2 separate regions of the Homo sapiens genome follow, and region 1 is linked to region 2. The links are chromatin loops, found by intact Hi-C in ENCODE. Cell type or tissue: CD4-positive, alpha-beta T cell. All regions are shown on one strand. Each heading gives the region's core, and the rest is flanking DNA. Links, peaks and the distances in the headings are about the cores only.

Region 1 (10,157 bases), core at 2,158-10,157, 310 kb before region 2:
AGGTTTTCTTGGAGTATTAACCCAGTCCTTAATAAAAGGTTATAAAAGGCTTATGGAAATTGTATTTTATACTCAACATGATTAAAATTGTATAGATTGGGCTAGGTGCAGTGGCTCATGCCTGTAATCCCAGCACTTTGGGAGGACCGAGGTGGGCGGATCACTTGAGGTCAGGAGTTCAAGACCAGCCTGGCCAACATGATGAAACCCCATCTCTACTAAAAATACAAAAAAATTAGCTGGGCGTGGTGGCGTGCAACTGTAATCCCAGCTACTTAGGAGGCTGAGGCAGGAGAATCGCTTGAGCCTAGGAGGGAGAGGTTGCAGTGAGCCAAGATCCCACCACTGCACTCCAGCCTGGGTGACAGAGCGAGACTCCGTCTCAAAAAAAGAAAAGAAAAATTGTATAGATTGTCGTGCACTTGGTTTCTCAAGTCGCCCACCTGGCCCTCTTCCACGTGTGCTTTCCTTCCCTTCATTCCTGTTCCAAAGTTCTTTAATAAACATTCACCCCTGCTCTGAAACTTACCTCAGTTTCTCCTTCTGCTTATGCCCATTGGTCGAATTCTTCTGAGGAGGCAAGAATTGAGGTTGCCACAGACCTGTACGGATTCACTGCCAGTAACTCAGATACCTTTCACCAGTAACATGTCAATGGAAAGAATCAAACTCTGTAAAACATTTGAAGAGATTTATTTTGAGCCAAATATGAGTGACCATGGCCTGTGACACAGCCGTCAGGAGGTCCTGAGAACATGTGCCCAAGGTGGCTGGGGTGCAGCTTGGTTTTATACAATTTAGGGAGACACAGACATCAATCAAACACATTTAAGAAATACATAAGGCCAGCCGGGTGCGGTGGCTCACGCCTGTAATCCCAGCACTTTGGGAGGCCGAGGTGGGCAGATCACAAGGTCAGGAGATCGAGACCATCCTGGCTAACACGGTGAAACCCTGTCTCTACTAAAAATACAAAAATTAGCCGGGCATGGTGGCGGGCGCCTGTAATCCCAGCTACTCGGGAGGCTGAGGTAGGAGAATCGCTTGAACCAGGAAGTCGGAGGTTGCAGTGAGCCGAGACCGTGCCACTGCACTCCAGCCTGGGCAACAGAGCGAGACTCCATCTCAAAAAAGAAAGAAAGAAAGAAATACATAAGGCCGCGCACGGTGGCTCACGCCTGTAATTCCAGCACTTTGGGAGTCCGAGGTGGGTGGATCACCTGAGGTCAGGAGTTCAAGGCCAGCCTGGCCAACATGGTGAAACCCTGTCTCTACAAAAATACAAAAATTAGCTGGGCATGATGGCAGGCGCCTGTAATCCCAGCTACTTGGGAGGCTGAGGCAGGAGAATCGCTTGAACCCGGGAGGCAGAGGTTGCAGTGAGCTGAGATTGCACCACTGCACTCCAGCCTGGGCGACAGAGTGAGACTCTGTCTCAAAAAAAAAAAAAAAAAGAAACAGAAACACATTGGTTTGTTCCAAAAAGGTGGGACAACTCGAAGCAGGGAGTGGGGAGCACCTTCCACGGGTAACACATCACAAGGAATTTCCTTGTGGGCAATTTGTGTGGGAGGTATGTAGCTTTTTAATCTTTGTAGCTGTCTTGTTTACAAATAGGATTGGAGGGAGGTCTGCCTGCCAGCAGTTCCCAGTTTGACTTTTCACTTTGGCTTAGTGATTTTGGGGTCCCCATATTTTCCTTTCATACTAGCAAATACCCCAAAACCTTCCCACACCCCCGTGGCCACAGTTACTTTGCTGTTCTTGGTCTCAAACTCCTGGGGTGCACTCTTTCTCCACCAGTGGTGTGATCATGGCTCACTGCAGCCTCAATCTCCCGGGCTCAATCCATCCTCCCACCTCAGCCTCCCGAGCAGCTGGGACAACAAGCGCACACCACCATGCCCAGCTAATTTTTGTATTTTTGGTAGAGGCAGGATTTTCCTATGTTGCCCAGGCTAGTCTTGAACTCCTGGACTCAGGCGATCTTTTCACTGCAGCTTCCCAAAGTGCTGGGATTACAGTCATGAGTCACCATGCTGGCCTCCTGAGGCCTTTATGTACCTATGGGCTTGCCAGCCGTCCTCCACCCTCCTCTCCTCTCCAAGCCACTGGGGGCCTTGGGCCAAACTTTGTGGGCCCTGCCCTGCCCTGCCCAACCCTTGCACTTGCTCTTCCCACCAGCCCCTCCTCGTGAGCCTCTGTGCATCCCTCCTCTCCGCCCCCTCCCAGTGTTGCAGGGCTCCGGATCCCAGCCCTCACACCGCCCCTCTGTCACCGCCTACTCCCCAGGCGCCTCTCCAGTCCTGGATTAAACGCCATCCACCCTGCACCAAAAGAACCAGGAGGCCACTGCGTGTCAGCCGTGCCCTTATTTTAAGCACCCCAGTTTAGGCCGAATTCTAAGAACATGTGCTCTCCCAGATTCCCCTGCGCCAGCCCCTGGAACTGGTGCCTCTGCGGAGGTGCCACTCCCAAGGTCGGGCGAGTTTACACGGCAGAGTGGAGCTTAACGCTAATTCCCAAGTGGGCCTGACCTAGTCCCGGGAGCCTTGAAAAGAGGACAGTTTTCTGTGGCTGGTGACAGGAGGGGGAGTCAGGGAGGTCCAAGCCTGGGAAGGCTTCAAGGTGCGGATGCTGGTTTGAAGACAGGGCGGGGGGCGTGAGAAGGAACATGAGCACCCCCCAGAAGCAGGGAGCAGCCATCAGTGACACCACAAGGAGGCAGGGACCTCCTCAGTCCCACACCCGGCTTCCCAGCGACAGGAGCGAGCTTGGAAGGGGACCCTGAGCTCCAGACCAGAGCGTGACCAGCTGCCGCCTGACTCCAGCGTAAGCAGAGACCCACAGACTGCAAGCTAAGAAAGGTGGGCTGCTTGAAACCACGCAATTTGTGGTAACAGGAGAGGAAGACCACCAGCTACCTGAGGCTCCTCCGAAGCACTGGGTTCCTCCTGCAGCCTCTTTCTTTCACCTCCACCTCCCATCTGCCCGCCAGCGTCCTCGGCTCCACCTTCACACACATCAGGATCTACCCACCTGCAACCGCCCGCGCTGCTGCCCAGTTCGGAGGCTCACCTGCACCCTTGGGCCGCCTCCAGATGCTTGTAGCTCTTCCTGAGTATCCAGGCACTTCCACGACAGCCAGCGGGCCCTTAAATGCGAGTTGGCTGCATTGGCCTCTGCTCAGGAGTCCCCGGCACAGCCGTCTCAGGTGCTCAGAGGGAACTCCATTGTCGATGCCTGGCTTCCTGGGCTCTTGCTCCCCGTGGATTCTCACCACTTCTCGAGCACCTGAAGTGCTCCCTGCCCTGGGCTTTTGCCCTGCGCCTGACCCAGACCAGCTGCAAGGTTGCTCCCCACTTCCACTGGTCTGGTCTCAAAAGCACCTGCTCAGAGAGGCCATCCATGGCCCTGTCTGCAGCCCACTCAGCCCTTCCCAGCATAGATGACCCTGGCACGTTGTATACTGGTCTTGCTAATCTTCCTAAGAAAGCAGTGACCTGGATACAGTTATTGTCTCCATTTTCCAGATGAGGACAGCGAGGCACAGAGAGGTTGGGTCACTTGTCCAAGGTCCCAGAGAGTAAAGGGCAGTGCTGGGGTCTCAGCTCAGGCCCTGGGGTCCCAATGTCCACACGTGAATCCTCAGCGTCATGCATGTGTCTCCCTCCAGGCAGAGGGCAAATTTGCTTGCTGTCCAAGATAATAAAGATGGCTTCTCCCTCTGGGCAGAAACTGGGCAGGTTTGCTAGCAGTCCTTTAAATGACTGGTGTTTCCTAACCCAGGGTTCCTTAGCTGTGTGTACAGCATCCACCGGAGCCACTCCTCATTGTCCGTGGGGCTGGGGGGCTGGGGGGAATATGAAGCTCGTGCTGCCTGCTGTGCTGTGAGTAACAAAGTCTTTGTCTCAGACCCAGGTGTCTCATGTCTTGCCCATGTTCAGAACACTGGCAGGCTCACTGTTCACTTGCAAACAGAGGGAACTCTCAGACCATTCATTTCTTCCTTTTTCCTACTTCCCCTTTCCCTCCTCCTTGAGGGCCAGCTTTTAACCTGCCAAGGAGCCAAGAAAGAGACGTTGGAGAGGGCTGGGGATTGCACAAATAAGTAAAAGCATCGGGGATGAAGGATTTGAGGACTCTCGTTTCGGAGAAGGGAGTTGCAAATTAGGAAAGTGGTCAGACTGGACCAACTTCTGGCTGGGTGGATTGAAATTGGAGATATCAGTACAAATCCAGTTCCAATATGGATAGCTGGAAATACAGATGTATATCTATGTGTGTGTATATATCTATGTGTGTGTGTATAGGCATATGTATTTTCTACAGATCTGGAAACAGTGAGCACCCCTAGTGCCCAGATCTTGGATTATTATTATTATTATTTTTTGAGATGGAGTTTTGCTCTTGTCGCCCAGGCTGGAGTACAACGGCGCGATCTCGGCTCACTGTAACTTCTGCCTCCTGGGTTCAAGCGATTCTCCTGCCTCAGCCTCCCGAGTAGCTGGGACTACAAGCATGTGCAACCACGCCCAGCTAATTTTTGTATTATTAGTAGAGACGGGGTTTCACCATGTTGGCCGGGCTGGTCTTGAACTCCCGACCTCAGGTGATCCACCCACCTCAGCCTCCCAAAGTGCTGGGATTACAGGTGTGAGCAACTGTGCCCTGCCTTCTCTACCATTTTGTGACACAGAATGAAAGTCCTCACCAGGGCCATGCCCTTGAACTTCTCAGCTTGTAGAACTGTGAGCTAAGTAAACCTCTTTTTTTTCTGATAAATTATGCAGTCTCAAGTAATCTTTTATAGCAAGACAAAATGGACGGAGACCCGCACATACACACATGAGAGAGAAGGGTAAGCCTGACCTCATAGTGGAAACCTCAAATTCTCTCCCCAGAAACGGTGTAATAATTGCTTATTCATTAATGAATGCAAAATGCTTACTAATTAACTTTTCAGTGGGGAATGGCGGCAGACACCATCATACCCAAGCGATGAGGGTTATCATCACCAGCGATGGCCAGATTGGCCCCGTGGGCCTCCGGTAGGTTGCTGTAAGAGGAAAGTCTCACTTCTGAGGGGTTCCTCCTGGAAATGAAGAAGCCACAGGAAACAGGCAAGGCTAGAGCGAGGGCCATCCCACAAAGACCCATAAGACCCACAAAGACTCACTGAGACAGCGGGGAAATTGGCAGGGGCTCTGCGGAGTCGATGGGGACATTGGATCAGTGGTGGCTTCCTGATTTTTCAAGGTTCACTGCAATTACTTGGGAGAGAGTTCGTTTATTTCCAAAATACTCTCTGAGCTGTTTAGGGGAGCAAGCCTGGAGTCTGCAGCTTATTCTCAAATGCCATATAAGCAGGAGCGAGAGAAGGAATAGCGGGGCAATGTTCACAGATGGCGAATCTGCAGGACAGGAATATCCGGGTCTCTTTGCACGGTGTTTGCCACCTTCTGTAAATTGGGATTTTTTTTTTTTTTTTTTTTTTTTTTGAGACGGAGTCTCACTGCAACCTCTGACTTCCTGGTTCAAGCGATTCTCCTGCCTCAGCCTCCCGAGTAGCTGGGATTACAGGCACACGCCACCACGCCCAGCTAATTTTTTTTTGTATTTTTAGTAGAGACGGTGTTTCACCATGTTGGCCAGGATGGTCTCGAACTCCTGACCTCGTGATCTGCCCGCCTCGGTCTCCCAAAGTGCTGGGATTACAGGCGTGAGCCACTGCGCCCAGCCCCAAAATTGGGAATTATTTCAAAATAAAAAGCTGGATAAATGCATACACACAAGGCAGTATCGCGTATTTTCCACGAGTGCCTGTGCAGGCAGGTAAGGATTTAGGAAAGGTCTGGAAGGATGTGCAAAATGTTCCGCCTGCGAAGGTTCCGCGGTGGCGGGGACACTGCTCCGGCTCCGCTCCCGCCCGCCCGAGCGCTCGGATGGGGCCGCCTCTGCACTGCGTGGCCACAGGCGCGGCCCGGCTGCCCACGGGCGCCCTTTGCAGCTGCTGCCCCCTGGCGGCCGCGGGCGGCTACTAGCGGGAAAGCGAAACCCGCCCGGTCCATTCAAGCCCCGCTGCCTGGCGCCCTCTAGGGTCGTTCTTGGGAACGGGCGGACCTTTCGTCAACACTTTGCCTGCAAGATCCCCCATTGGGGGAACCGAGGAGGAAGTTAAAGGAAGATGTGTGTTTTTGAGCGCTGCTTTGTGCCAGGCTCATCTTAGGTGTGGGACGTGTACTATCTGAATTAATACCCCACCAGGCCTGTGGGACAGTCACTGTCACCATTCGCAAATTATGGATGAAGAAAGGAGGTACCAAGTGGTGGTATCACCTGTCCATAGTGAGCTGTCCCTCAGGAGGGTGGCCGCCCCACGCGACCATTCAGTGTGCTCTCATTCACACGTTCATTACCCAAGAGCACTGCTAGCACTGGGGGCTGGCTCACTCCTGCGATCCCAGCACCTTGGGAGGCCAAGGCAGGCAGATTGCTTGAGGCCAGGAGTTCAAGACCAATCTGAGCAACAGTGAGACCCTGTCCCTATAAAAAATGTAAAAATTAGCTGGGCAGCTGGGCATGGTGGCACATGCCTGTGATGCCAGCTACTCAGGAGGCTGAGGTGTGAGGATCGCTTGAACCCAGGAGGCAGAGGCTGCAGTGAGCTGAGATTGCACCACTGCACTCAACTCCAGCCTGGGTGACAAAGCAAGACCCTGTCTCAAAAAAAAAAAAAAAAAAAGGATGGATGTGGTGGCCTATGCCTGTAATCCCTCCCAGCACTCTGGGAGGCTGAGGCAGGCAGATTGCTTGAGTCCAGAAGTTCAAGACCAGCCTGGGCAATGTGGTGAAACCCTGTCCCTAACAAAAAAAAAACCAGCTGGGTGTGGTGGTGCACGCCTGTGGTCCCAGCTATTCAGGGGACCAGGAGGTGGAGGCTGCCGTGAGCTGAGATCATGCCACGGCACTTCAGCCTGGGTGACAGAGCAAGACTCTGTCTCAAAAGAAAAAAAAAGTCCTCCATATGTGGTCCCCCCTCATGCTGTCTCTTCCAGGCATGTCCTCCCACATGCCAGGAGGCTGCAGGGCCACCAGGATGTGACCTCCTTGGGCTGTGCTCCCCTGCCCCAACTCCAGGCAGTAGGATCCCAGAATTCCCAACAAAACTCTCCCTGCCTCCCTGGCCTATGCGGCCTCTCCCTGGGCTGTCGCTGTGAGGCATCCACAGCCCCTGCCATGCCAGGCAGAGTGGGGATGGTCGGAGGGGAGCGGGTGTGGACGGGACACAGGGCCTTCCGGAGAGCCTGAGGTGCTGCTTCTGAACTGCTCCTTCCCCTGGTGTGCAGGTGTCTTCGTCACAGTAGGACCTGGGAGAACAGTTCCATAGGTCCGGGGGCTTCTCTCCAGCTGGCGAGGAGGTGTGTGGTCCTCTCTCCCTGTCACCGTTACTCAGGTAACGACAGGGCAGTGAGCAGAGCAGTGTTGCCCCTCCTGGACCCTGTCTGAAGAGGCAACTGTGGCTAGAGGCTGGAGGGCAGGGCGGCAGGGCATGGTGCTGGAGGCAGGGGTGGCCCTCGGGGCTCCCCTCCTCATTCCCGCCTCCCTGCGTGGGTCACAGCGGCCTTCACTGTGGCCTCCTCACTACCTGGGGTGCCCCAGGAGCACCTCGTGGAGGGAGTGCCTGAGTGAGGTCAAGCGGGGCGGAGGAAGGGGTCGATGGTGAGAGAGACAGTGAGTGAGCCCAGACTCCACACAGGGCGGCCCCTAGCGCTGGCCACCTCAGCAGCTCCCACCAGCAGCACAAGCTGGATGACAGGGCCAGGGCCTGTGGTCAGTGGTCAGTGGCTGATGACAAAGCCATGCTGTGACCCTCTCTCACTGCCAGAGCAGACGCGGGGCGGTGAGCAGCCAGGCAGGCCCGTAACCTCCACCTCCCCAGCTGCGCCCGTCCTGCAGGGACTCAACCTGCTGCCCTCCGCCCACAGCCCTCGAGGGTCTCAGCATTAAGGGCTGGGCTGGGCCTCCCTTCTGGGTGCCTGGTCCCATTTGGGCCTCACCCTGGGCAAGGTCCCCGTAGCTGCCCCTCCCATCAGGTAAGCCCCACCCCCCGAGTTTCACTCTGAGTGGTTTGTCTTTGCATAGAGCTTCCCCACCTGATGGTGACTGCCGTGGGTCCCACAGGTCCGGTGTCCATTTTTAAATTTCACTGCAGACATTGCGCTCAGGCGCCCTCTGAAACCGCCACAGAGGTGTCATCCCCAGGTCCCATCGGGCCTTTGTCTCCTGGCCTCCCCGTGTGCAGTGGTGCAGTGCTAGCTCACTGCAGCCTCCACCTCCCAGGCTCAAATGATCCTCTCACCTCAGCCTCCTAAGCAGCTGGGACTGCAGGTGCCACCTCACCCGGCTATGCCTGGTAACTTTCCTGCCACTGTGACACCAGCCAGTTCAGGCAGTCCCTCGCCTGAGCCAGGTACTCTGCGTGTCTCAGCCTAGCCCTGCTGTCCCTACCGGTGGGTGAGACGGCGCCCGGTCCCCAAGGCTGGGATCTGACGTGGGAGCGAGGCTCTTATTTGTTGCTGTGTGGCAGCAAAAGATGAAAAAGTGGACTCTGGCTTCAGAGCTGTGAGAAAACAGTGGTTTTTTTTTTTTTGAGATGGAGTCTCGCTCTGTCTCCCAGGCTGGAGTGCAGTGGCGCGATCTCGGCTCACTGCAAGTTCTGCCTCCTGGGTTCACGCCATTCTCCTGCCTCAGCCTCCCGAGTAGCTGGGACTACAGGCGCCTGCCACCACGCCCGGCTAATTTTTTGTATTTTTAGTAGAGAAGGGGTTTCACTGTGTTAGCCAGGATGGTCTTGATCTCCTGACCTCGTGATCCGCCCGCCTCGGCCTCCCAAAGTGCTGGGATTACAGGCGTGAGCCACCGCGCCCAGCCTGAGTAAACAGTTTTTGGTTGTGTTTTTTTGTTGTTGCTGTTGTTTTGTTTTTTGAGAAGGAATTTTGCTCTTGTTGCCCAGGCTGGAGTGCAATGGCACGATCGCAGCTCACTGCAACCTCTGCCTCCTGGGTTCAAGCGATTCTCCTGTCTCAGCCTCCGAAGTAGCTGGGATTACAGGTGTGCTCCACCACACCCAGATAATTTTTTTGTGTGTGTTTTTAGTAGAGACGGGGTTTCATCATGTTGGCCAGGCTAGTCTTGAACTCCTGACCTCAGGTGATCTGCCCGCCTTGGCCTCCCAAAGTGCTGGGATTATAGGCATGAGCCATGGTGCCCAGCCCGGTTTGTTGTTTTAAGCCACCAACTTGTGGGAACTGGTTATAGCAGCCACAGGAAAGCCCCTGCTGGACATCGTTATGATCCCTTTTGCCCCAGCCCTGAATATTCCAGACTGGTCCAGAACCTCAGCCCCAACTTTTCAAGTCCCTGGTCACGGCTGTCCTCTGGAAGCCTAGGGGCACACTCCTCTCAAGGCAGGAGAAATGTTAACTGTGAAGGTTAAATTGGAGAAATGTTAACTGTGAAGGTTAAATTGGAGAAATGTTAACTGTGAAGGTTAAATTGCATTATTTCTTTTATTTTTATGATTTTTTTAATACCAAAAAAAAGAGACAAGATTTTGCCATGTTGCCGAGGCTGGTCTCAAACTCCTGACCTCAACTGATCCTCCCGTCTCGGCCTCCCAAAGTGCTGGGATGACAGGCGTGAGCACTGCCCTGCCTTGTGCTTTTATTTCTAAACACATTTTCCTAATGTATTTTTCTGATGACTCTCAAGGGGAGGATGGCTGTTTTGGCTGGGTGTGGTGGTGCACACCTGTAGTCCCAGCTACTCAGGAGGCTGAGCGGGGAGGATCGCTTGAGCCCAGGAGTTTGAGGCTGCAGTGAGCTATGATGGTGCCACTGTTCTCCAGCCCAGGCAACAGAGCAAGGCCCTGTCTCTAAAAAAATAAATATTAAAAACAAAAACAAAAACAAAACAAAAACAAGGAAGAGCAACTGCATAGCTGCCTGACAAAACGAGAGCGTGGCTCAGCCCCACGGCCCTGCGCGGCCTCCCTGGAAGCCCCTGTGCTGTGCCGGGCACTGGGCTCCCCATGCAGGTGCTGCGTCTGCCCGGCTCTGTGCTCTGAGTGCATGCGATGTGCCCGAGGTGTCGGG
Region 2 (10,251 bases), core at 1,163-9,162:
GCAGACTCATTTCCGGGTTAGTCCTGTGCTGCTTTTTGACCTACACTGACCCGATCTTGTTTGGAACAGGCCGCCCTGTGCATGATTTGGTCCCATGCAGAATCACACAGCCCGGTTGGTGACTTTGATGGCTGTCAGGCACTGCTCGCGTCTGCAGCCCTGTCTGCAGAGAGCACCCCGTGGCCCTGCATGCACGGCTCCCCCACCCCCGCCCACACAACATCCCCCCCACCGCCTGCACGGCTCCCCCACCCACACCCGCACAACTTCCCCCCCACCCCCTGCACAGTTCCCCCACTCCCACGCGCACGACTTCCCCCCCTACCCCCTGCACGGCTCCCCCACCCCCACCCGCACGGCATCACCCCCACCGCCTGCACGGCTCCCCCACCCCCACCCGCACGGCATCACCCCCACCGCCTGCACGGCTCCCCCACCCCCACCCGCACAACTTCCCCCCCACCCCCTGCACGGCTCCCCCACCCCCACCCCCACGCGCATGACTTTCCCCCCACCCCCTGCACGGCTCCCCCACTCCCACGCGCATGACTTCCCCCCCACCCCCTGCACGGCTCCCCCACTCCCACGCGCATGACTTCCCCCCCACCCCCTGCACGGCTCCCCCACCCCCACCCCCACCCGCACGGCATCACCCCCTACCCCCTGCACGGCTCCCCCACCCCCACCTGCACAGCATCCCCCCACCACTGCATGGCTCCCCCACCTCTGCCCACACAGCTTCCCTACCCCCGCCTGCACGGCTCCCCCACTGCCTGTTGTCCGCTGTCCCCGTTGCACCTCCCACCTGCTGCCCTGCTGTCAAGTCAGGCGCGTCCCACCCAGAGTGCTCTGGTGTCTGCCCCTTGGCTTCTCTCAGCAGCTCAGTGGAGTGTAGACAGTGTAGTAGATCATCACCTGAGCAGCCAGGATGGGAGTGGGGTCTCTGTGGTCTCCATTTTACAAATGGGTTGACAGGTGCTCAGGAAGCCCTGTGATGTCCTGAGGCCGCCCAGGCAGTCATACACAGGCTGTACCCATCCAGTGCTCCCGTTGCCTGGGGGCAGGGATGTGTGCTGGAAGGGCCTGGGACTGCCTTCCCACCGCCATGTCCACACCCAATGCCCAGGGGTGGAGACGGAAGCACGTGGCGGCCACTGTGGCACTGGTGGGTGGCTGCGTTCCATGGCCTGACTGTGTCTGGCGCCTGTTCTGGTGTTTTACATTCATACTTTGAGGGCCAAGCACCAGCCCAGGAGGTGGGTGCCACAAGTCCAGACTTCCCCAAGGGAAAGTGTCCCCAGCACAGACTCAGCCACTCAGAACTTGTTGGTCTTAGAGCCTGAAGCCGGGCAGGGCAGACAGTGCCATCCCTATCTGGATGGTGGTGCCTTCACCCTTCTGCTGTCCTGAGCAAGAAGAAAAATGAGCCAAGCTTCAAAGAGAGCTGTGCCAAAGTTTCCGGAAAGCTTGCCAGTGTGGGTGTTGCACCCCACACACCTTCAGGCATGGGTGGGTGGTGTGGGCATCTTCACTGGATGGATTTGGAGCCCTGGCGCGTGTACGGCAGATGCCCCGGGGAGATGGCATGTTCACACGGGGCAGCACTAGGCAGAGTGGAGGGTAGGGTCTACACCCCTCCACTCCTCAGCAACAGAGCCCTGGACACTGGGTGTGTCCTTCAGACTGTCCCTGGCGTCTCCAGCACTCCTGTGGCCTCAGGACGGAATGATGGAGGTGAAATGAACAGAAGGAAGGTTGGGGGAAAGCGTATCCCAGCTATGGGCAGGGGGTCCTGGGGTGGGCAGGATTTGGGGCGGCTGGGCCTGGGGCTGGATAGGGCCGCGGGAGAGGGGAGGCCTGTGCTCTCACAGCTGGGAGCTGGCTCAGGACTCTCAGATCTTCTCTTTGTGGCCTGTCATCCCTCCTACCTGCCTGTCCACAGGCCCACACTGAGTGAGTTCCATGGGAGGGAGGCTCACCCTCAGGGGCCTTCAGGAGATGGGACCTCTGGCCCGGCAGCCAACGGATGCTGAGGGGTGCCCACCATGTGCAGGGACAGCTGGGGTGATGTCTTGGAGCCCTGTGAGGTCCTGGGGCCGCCCAGGCAGTCACACCCCGCCCTGCACCCCAGGGTGCAGGCTCCCGGGGTGACACAGTGCTGGGACGGCACAGGGCCGCGTCCTGAGGAGAGGGCGGAGCCCCGAGGCTGAGCTGTGCCTTGCCTCACAGGTTGTGCAGCCTGACTCTGAAGAAGCTGGTGGTCTTCAAGGAGCTGGAGAAGGAGCTGATCTCCGTGGTGATCGCTGTCAAGATGCAGGTGAGGCCGCTTGTGACCCCGGCTGTGGCTGGGTGCTGTGTAGGCTTTCCATGTGCCTGGGAGACGAGTCAGGCGGTGCGCTACTGTGGGGCCTTGTGCCAAAACAGCGGGCAGCCCATGCCATCTCCGGGAGCCCGGGGGGCTGGGAATGACAGGATGCTCCTGGGTCCAGTCCTGTCCCGCACAAGGGAGGCAGGCCCGGCCTTCTGGGATGTGGAGGTCACATGCATGGGGCCTTCCCAGGGCAGAGCTGCCCTCGAGTCACCTCACAGTGATGGACGGGCCCCAAGCACCTGGAGCCAGGGCTTCCCTGCTGCACTCAGCACCCACTTCCTGCCCACTTTTTGTGGGGTGGAGGGCGTCGGTGGGAGAGGGGAGCAGGGCACTCTGGGAGGCGAGGGCCTAGCCAGAACTCCCAGCCCCTGGTGCCAGGGCCTCTCTCCTGACCCTAGTGGGTCCTGTGACCTCTCGAAGGCTTTGAACAAGTAGCGGTTCCAGAGGGGTCATGCTGGTGTCTTCCCCATGCCTGGCCCAGGCCCCGCCCCCTCCTTGGGGTAGAGCTGCCATGACCCTTGCAGCATGGCCTTTGCCCAGTGGCCCAGACAGGGAGGTGTCCCCGCCAACTGTCAGGGCCACCCCTGCCCTTTCAGGGTCATACGGTTCCAGGTGTGTGGCCTGTATAGGGCCACCGCCAGCGGGCTCTCCCTAGCCGGCACCACTCATGGGCAAGTCTCACCCATGTCCTCAGCATACAGGAGTGTCCTTCTGTGTGGCCGTCCAGCGTGACAGGGTGGGGTCTCAGTGGCTGTTGTGCTCCTGACCCCAGCCCATCAGCTCCTCGAGGATGGGGCCCTGCCCTTGGAGCCCATGTCCAAGGCCCCACACAGGTCCCTGCAGCTGGCCGGATTCTTGACACCTGCTGTGGCTCTGACACGGGGTCTCCGGGTCTCCCCGACCTGCAGAGTAGCACCTGAGCCTCGGCCAGTGTGGCTGAGGTCACCAGCCAAGCACTGGGTCTTGAGTGCGAGGAGGCCTGAGGCTTGTTGTCTGTCCCAGTCAATTGCCACTATGTGAAACCTACTGCATCTTAAATAAACGTCTGGAGAAACCCTTTTCCTCGCTGAACATGCTCGTGGATTAGCAGCAGCCTACATCTGCGGCGTGTGCTGGTGGCCAGGTTCCCCGGGTGGTGGGGCCTTGCCCCAGGAACTTCCAGGAGCGTGTGGCTAATAGCAGGACCCCAAGAACTTCCAGGAGTGCGTGGCTAATGCAGGACCCGGAGAACTTCCAGGAGAGCGTGGCTAATAGCAGGACCCCGAGAACTTCCAGGAGAGCGTGGCTAATGCAGGACCCCGAGAACTTCCAGGAGAGCGTGGCTAATAGCAGGACCCCGAGAACTTCCGGGAGCGCGTGGCTAATAGCAGGACCCCGAGAACTTCCGGGAGCGCGTGGCTAATAGCAGGACCCCAAGAACTTCCAGGAGTGCGTGGCTGATAGCAGGATGGAAGCGTCTCTCCGCCTGTCCTGCCCATGGGTGTGGCCATGCCCAGGGTGCCCAGTACCTGCTGCAGTCTGGCTGCGGGTCGTCCCTGGGGAACAGGGAGCTCTCTGTGGGCCATTGCCACCAGGCCGTGAGGCTGTGTCTGGACCTCTTGGCTTGGGGGGCAGGGGTCAGGGTCTCATTGGGTCTTCAGAGCAATGCAGAAAGGCATGAAGGCAAGAGTCGACCCCTCACTGACTTCTGAGTCTGGTGCTGTTGACCTCTAACCTCTGGCATGGGGCCCCACCCCACACTGACCCTGTTCCTTGGCCCCATTCCTTCCTCTGCCTGTCTCTGGTCCTGCCCCAGCCTGTGTCTTGACCGAGAGCTTGGCCCCAGGGCCCCTCAGAGCCCCACCTCTCCAGCCCCTCTGTGTAGCGCATGGACTGGCTGCCCATGCCCTCCCTGCCCACCCCAGCTCAGCAGCCACGTGGCCCTTGGCCTCCCTTGATCACCCCAGCTCCTCATCTGCTTCTCTTGGGGTGTCCTCTCCGCCCAGGCCCCCTGTGGGGGAAGCAGCCAGCCTGGCCCCGCAGCCCCACCTGCCCCTCAGCCTTCTCTGGCGTGCACCTTCGCCTCACTGGCTGGTGGCACACACTGTCCTTTTCCCGACACAGCTGGGTCCCTGCAGGTCCTCTGAGGGGGGAATGCTAAGAGGGACCCGACGCAGAGCACATTTGCAGGGAAACATCTCTGAAGGGTCAAGGGGAGGAGCAGGGAGAGTCCAGACCACAACGCAGGGGCAGCTGGGGAGAGGAGAGGGGACAGGAGGGCTGGCCGAGGAGAGCCGCGCTGCCTCTTGCCACGCTGCACGTGAGGCCCCAGCACAAGGGGAGGACCAGAGTCCGCCATGGACGTCTCATGGAGCCCGAGTACGGCCATGCGGGCCGCCCGCACCTGTCCTGAGGCCCCGCTGCTCCCACCCGAACCTGGGCTGGCCCCGGGCTCCCGTTGTCTGTCCTGGACCCCCGCCCGCCCTCCAGCCACCTGGCACCTCTCATCCACTGTGTCCCGCGCGCCGGCCTCCGGGAACCTTGTGCCTGGGACCCCGCAGCGGCTGCTTGTTTCTCGGGGCACGAGGTCCCCAAGCTCATCCTTGTTGGGATGGTCCCATTTAAAACAGCACTGCGATAAGCACGTTCAATCCATTAGGAATCTATTTTGATATAAAGTTTGCGGTTGGGGTCCTGTTGTCTTTCACGCAAATGACTCGTTATCCATTTAGCAGGTGCGTGTGATGTCTCCTGCTGGCCTGAAGCTCACTGGGTATGAACTGTGTTTTCAGGTGCTCATGCATTTCCTGCACCTACATCTAGGCTTCTACTACCCTCATTTTTGTGACAGCATCTCCGTATTTTAAGTATTGTATCTCTGTATGTTTTACTTTCTGAGAGGACCAGTCAGGCCTGATCATTCTTCTTTTTAGAAAATGCTTTAGGCCAGGTGCAGTGGCTCATGCCTAATCCCAGCACTGTGGGAGGCCGAGGAGGGTGGATTGCTTGAACTCAGGAGTTGGAGACCAGTCTGGGCAACATGACTAATCCTTGTCTCTTAACAAAATACAAAAATTATTGTATATTTTTTTGTGGTGGTACATGCCTGTAGTCCCAGGTGCTAGGGAGGCTGAGGCTGGAGGATTGCCTGAGCCTAGGAGGTCAAGGCTGTAGTGAGTTGAGATCGAGCCACTGCCCCACAGCCTGGGTGACAGAGACCCTGTCTCAAAAAATAAAAACAAAAAATAAAAAAATGCTTTAAGCCAAGCATGGAGGCACATGCCTGTAAGGCTGAGCTACTTAGGAGGCTGAGGCAGGAGGATTGCTTGAGCCCGGGAGCTCAAGTCCAGCCTGAGCAACACAGCGAGACCTGTCTCTCAAAACCAAAACCAGAAGAGGCTTGGTGCCTCCAGATTTGTTCTGCCAGACAGACTTGGGCAGCGCAGTCAGGTGCTGCTGCACCTGGCCGTGGAATCTGTTTTGTGATCGCGTTAACTTCAGCAGGAGCCGCTCCTGGTTTCTCTCTCATGTCTTAGGGCAGATTCCTGGAGGTGGAACCTGTGGGCCGAAGGGTCTCCATGTTTTTAAGGTTCTTGGGAAAGATGCCAGGGCACCTCTGAGAATTACCCCAGCCTGTGCCTACCACCCCCAGACTGCAGGGCTGCAATCCTGCCAGTTTTAGAGTGCAGGAGTCACGGTGTCTTTGCCTGGTTTCCTGCTGATATGCAGTCCTTTGAGCTAGAACAGGTCTTGCTTAATCACAGGGCTCCAAACGAATCCTGCGGTCCCATGAGATTGTGCTGCCCCCCAGTGGACAAGTGGAGACAGACCTGGCCCTGACCTTCTCCTTGCAGGTGAGTCTTTCACCAGTGGTGACGACACCCTCATCACTGTCCCCTGGGGAGACGGGCCCCCCTCATCACTGTCCCCTGGGGAGACGGGCCCCCCTCATCACTGTCCCCTGGGGTGATGGGCCCCCCTCATCAGTGTCCCCTGGGGAGACGGGCACGCCTCATCACCGTCCCCTGGGGAGACGGGCACCCCTCATCACCGTCCCCTGGGGCGACGGGCCCCGTCATCCCTGTCCCCTGGGGTGACGGGCCCCCCCATCACTATCCCCTGGGGTGACGGGCACCCCCATCACTGTACCCTGGGGAGACAGGCCCTCCCCATCACTGTTCCCTGGGGAGACGGGCCCCCCCATCACTGTCCCCTGGGGAGACGGGCCCCCCCATCAGTGTCCCCTGGGGAGACGGGCACGCCTCATCACTGTCCCCTGGGGTGACGGGCCCCCTCATCACTGTCCCCTGGGGAGATGGGCCCCCCTCATCAGTGTCCCCTGGGGAGACGGGCACCCCTCATCACTGTCCCCTGGGGTGACGGGCCCCCTCATCACTGTCCCCTGGGGAGACGGGCACCCCCATCACTGTCCCCTGGGGAGACGGGCACCCCCATCACTGTCCCCTGGGGTGACAGGCCCCCCCCATCACTGTCCCCTGGGGTGACGGGCACCCCCTCATCACTGTCCCCTGGGGAGACGGGCACCCCCATCACTGTCCCCTGGGGTGACGGGCCCCCCCAATCACTGTCCCCTGGGGTGATGGGCACCCCCTCATCACTGTCCCCTGGGGAGACGGGCACCCCCATCGCTGTCCCCTGGGGTGACGGGCCCCCCCATCACTGTCCCCTGGGGTGATGGGCCCCCTCGTCACTGTCCCCTGGGGAGACGGGCGCCCTCATCACTGTCCCCTGGGGTGATGGCCCCCCCTCATCACTGTCCCCTGGGGTGACGGCCCCCCCTCATCACTGTCCCCTGGGGTGATGGGCCCCCTCATCACTGTCCCCTGGGGTGAGAGCATTTGTCTCATCATTGCCATCAGTGTCCTGCGTTACTGCAGATCTTCTGTTGATTATGGTTTATTCTTAAATGATTAGAAGATTTGTATTTGTTTATTAGGTTGAGTTTTTCTTTGTTTTTTCTTTGTTTTTTGTTTGTTTGTTTGTTTTTGAGATGGAGTCTCTCCTTGTCACCCAGGCTGGTGCAGTCTTGGCTCACTGCAACCTCCACCTCCCGAGTTCAAGCGATTCTCCTGCTTCAGCCTCCCGAGCAGCTGGGATTACAGGCATGTGCCACCACGCCCGGCTATTTTTCGTATCTTTAGTTGAGACGGGGTTTCACCATGTCGGCCAGGCTGGTCTCGAACTCCTGACTGCATGATCTGCCTGCCTCGGCCTCTCAAAGTGCTGGGATTACAGGCGTGGGACACCATGCCCAGCCTAGTTTTTCATTCCTTATCTATGATAAAGAGAATATAAGGCCGGGTGTGGTGGCTCATGCCTGTAATCCCAGCACTTCGGGAGGCCGAGGTAGGTGGCAGGAGAATCGCTTGAACCCGGGAGGTGGAGGTTGGTTGCAGTGAGCTGAGATCATGCCATAGCACTCCAGCCTGGGGGACAGAGTGAGACTCCATCTCAAAAAAAAGAGAGAATATAATAACGAGGGCAAAAAAACACTTACTGAGTCAAGGCTATTTTGCTCTTCTATTTAAAAAGATAGGGGAAACTCAGAGTTCACAAGCAATCCCAGCTCTTCGGGAGGCTGAGGCAGGAGGATTGCTTGAACCCAGGAGGTGGAGGTGACAGTGAGCCCGGCTAATTTTTGTATTTTTGTAGAGATGGGGTTTTGCCATGTTGGCTAGGGTGGTCTCGAACTCCCTACCTCAGGTGATCCGCCCAGCTTGGCCTCCCAAAGTGCCGGGATTACAGGTGTGAGCCACCGCGCCTGGCCCAATGCTCCATGGTTCAGTGGGTTTTGATAGGCATGCTCAGGCATGTCAGCACCACCGCAGTTAGGGTGGTGAACAGCCCCATTTTCCCCTAAGTATTTAAACTGATTTTTATTTGTGAACTCTGAGTGTCTAAGAGATACCTGTGAACATCAGCTTGCTGGAGCCCTGCTGGACAGGGAGCCTGTGGTGAGACGTGCAGGCGAGTTGGGTGAACAGGGGGCCTCGGAGGGAGAGCCCTCCCCGCCCTGTGTGCCCCTCGCGGAAAAGCGTCCTGGGTCCCACCTTGCTGATTGCCTCAGGCACATGAGCCGCCACACTGTTTCCGAGTGTCCACAGGCGCGCTCGGCCATCCCGGACACTGCAGCACATAGTCCTTGTCCACCTGCCATGGCTGTTAGCGTGGCGCGGAGCCCTCAGGGCCTGAGCTCTGGCGACTGGCTCACTCTTGATTGTGTTGGGTAAAGGATGGGCTCTGGGGACCGGCATGCCACTGGGATGAACTTGGGGGCCCGTCTGTGGGTGCCCTTCCGATCTCATGGGCAGCAGGTTGGCCTGGTCGCAGGCTGCAGGGTGGCTGGGCCGTCAGAGGCCGTGATGCTGCCTGGGGCCCCGGTGCACCCTCAGCTGCCACTCGCACTTGTGCCCACAGTATCCTCACTTCTTGAAGAGGGAAGGCAACAAGCTTCAGATCATGCTGCAGCGCAGAAAGCGCTACAAGAACAGAACCATCCTGGGCTACAAGACGCTGGCCGCGGGCTCCATCAGCATGGCTGAGGTGAGTGCTCCGTCTGGCGTGGCCTGCGTCGGGCTGGCCACCTGGGTGCCAGAGCATTCGCCCGTGGGAGATGGAGATGTCTCTCCCGGGTCCAGATGTCCAGGGATCAGGTGAAAATGATGAGAGGAGCCTGGGCGGCCGGGCTCCGCCATAAGGGCCAGGTGCGGCCCCAGGTGGTGCTTCCTCTCTGACCTTCCCTTGCCGCCTAGCATGGCTCCCCGCATGCCTGCAGCCGCGCGCACTCCCCTCTAACGAGCCTGTCCTGCCCTTCAGTGGAGGCTGGGTTTTGGGTCAGGCTGCTCTGGAGTCCTTCCCATGGAGGAATCGCTGCTGTCCCCACACCACGGGTGCGTCCTGTGATGGGTTCGTGTCTGCATCCTGCTCAGCACGTGCTCTGGCCCAGGATTGGCTGAGCAGGAGCAGGACAGGTGTCAGTTCTGTGAAGGGGCTAGCGACAATACCCGAGCAGGGCGGGGGCAGCACCCAGAGGTCAGAGGGGTGGCTGGAGTTCCCTGGAGGGGAAAGAAGGGGAAGTACCTCAAAAGGAAAAGAAACAGCCAAGCAGCAGCCCACCTTGCTCCAGAGAACCCAGCGTTCCAAGGAGGCTGCAGTAGGGCGTGGGGGCCTGGGAGAAGACACCCCAGGCTGAGGCCTCGGACTTTCTCATGGACCCTTTCGGGGCTGCAAGATTGGCTCTGGGAGAAGGGGCAGCCCAGGGCCCCAGACCAGTTTGTCTCTTTTGCTTCAGAACTTTCCCCATCGTGGGGTTGTGTTCAGGGGTCCAGGGGCTGCGGGCGTGAGTGGTGCTTGGGGCATGTGAAGCTGGGTTGCTGCCTGCCTGGGGCCTGGGAAGGTCAGCCAGCGCAGCCCCTCATTGGGAGCCGGAGATGCCAGAGCCCCCCAGCCCCTCTTCTTCCCACTTTGTCCCCCTGCTCCTGGGGCTTGGGGCTGGGACAGTGGGGGTGCCCACTTGTAGCTGGTTCCCCCACACCCCCAGGCCCAGCCTGCAGGCCTCCTGTCTCCCAGGTCAAGCGCTAGGTCCCCCAGATCCTCACACACCCCCACTTACGCATCCAGGACAAGTGCCAAGTACTACTCTGGGCTCAGCCCTCCCTGCTACCCCAGGAGATGGGAGCGTGGAGGGTACAGGAAGCAGCAGTGGCGTCCCGAGGCCTCGCTTCTCCGTGCCGCCGCAGGGCCTCAGACAAGCTTTGCAGTCTTCCCGATTCCTTCGGCAAACCACGGACAGCACGGGTGGACCGGGCCTCCAGGCTGCACTTCCCAGGGCCCTGGGACCCCTCTGGTGGCCTGGAGCTGCCCATCATCCCAGCCTCCCT

The links. Hi-C counts contacts between places; a loop is a spot of excess contacts. Peaks named below come from ENCODE experiments on the same cell type or tissue, not always from the same donor. Only the 100,000 strongest peaks of a DNase experiment are listed, where the experiment ranks them.
Region 1: a loop joins it to region 2, with 4 times the contacts of the local background. A loop is called at or near these places in 3 of 110 quality-filtered maps.

Annotation. Positions count from the first base shown.
Region 1 is chr14:105,039,842-105,049,998 of GRCh38, forward strand. GPR132 (G protein-coupled receptor 132) reads right to left here. Exons shown (of 4, transcript NM_013345.4): 4 at 9,554-10,157. The region is part of intron 1 of LOC124903398 (a long non-coding RNA gene); the gene reads left to right. Among named protein-coding and RNA genes, the nearest start is that of GPR132, 21 kb to the right of the region's middle. RefSeq lists a silencer at 5,850-6,109 and an enhancer at 7,645-7,744. In CD4-positive, alpha-beta T cell, for the core only: CTCF peaks have their summits at 6,069 (motif pointing left) and 6,280; DNase peaks (open chromatin) are centred at 6,070 and 7,940.
Region 2 is chr14:105,346,264-105,356,514 of GRCh38, forward strand. It overlaps PACS2 (phosphofurin acidic cluster sorting protein 2), which reads left to right. Exons shown (of 25, transcript NM_001100913.3): 2 at 2,230-2,317; 3 at 6,115-6,204; 4 at 8,789-8,914. Among named protein-coding and RNA genes, the nearest start is that of PACS2, 37 kb to the left of the region's middle. RefSeq lists a silencer at 1-145 and an enhancer at 6,460-6,989. In CD4-positive, alpha-beta T cell, for the core only: a CTCF peak has its summit at 6,158 (motif pointing left); a DNase peak (open chromatin) is centred at 6,148.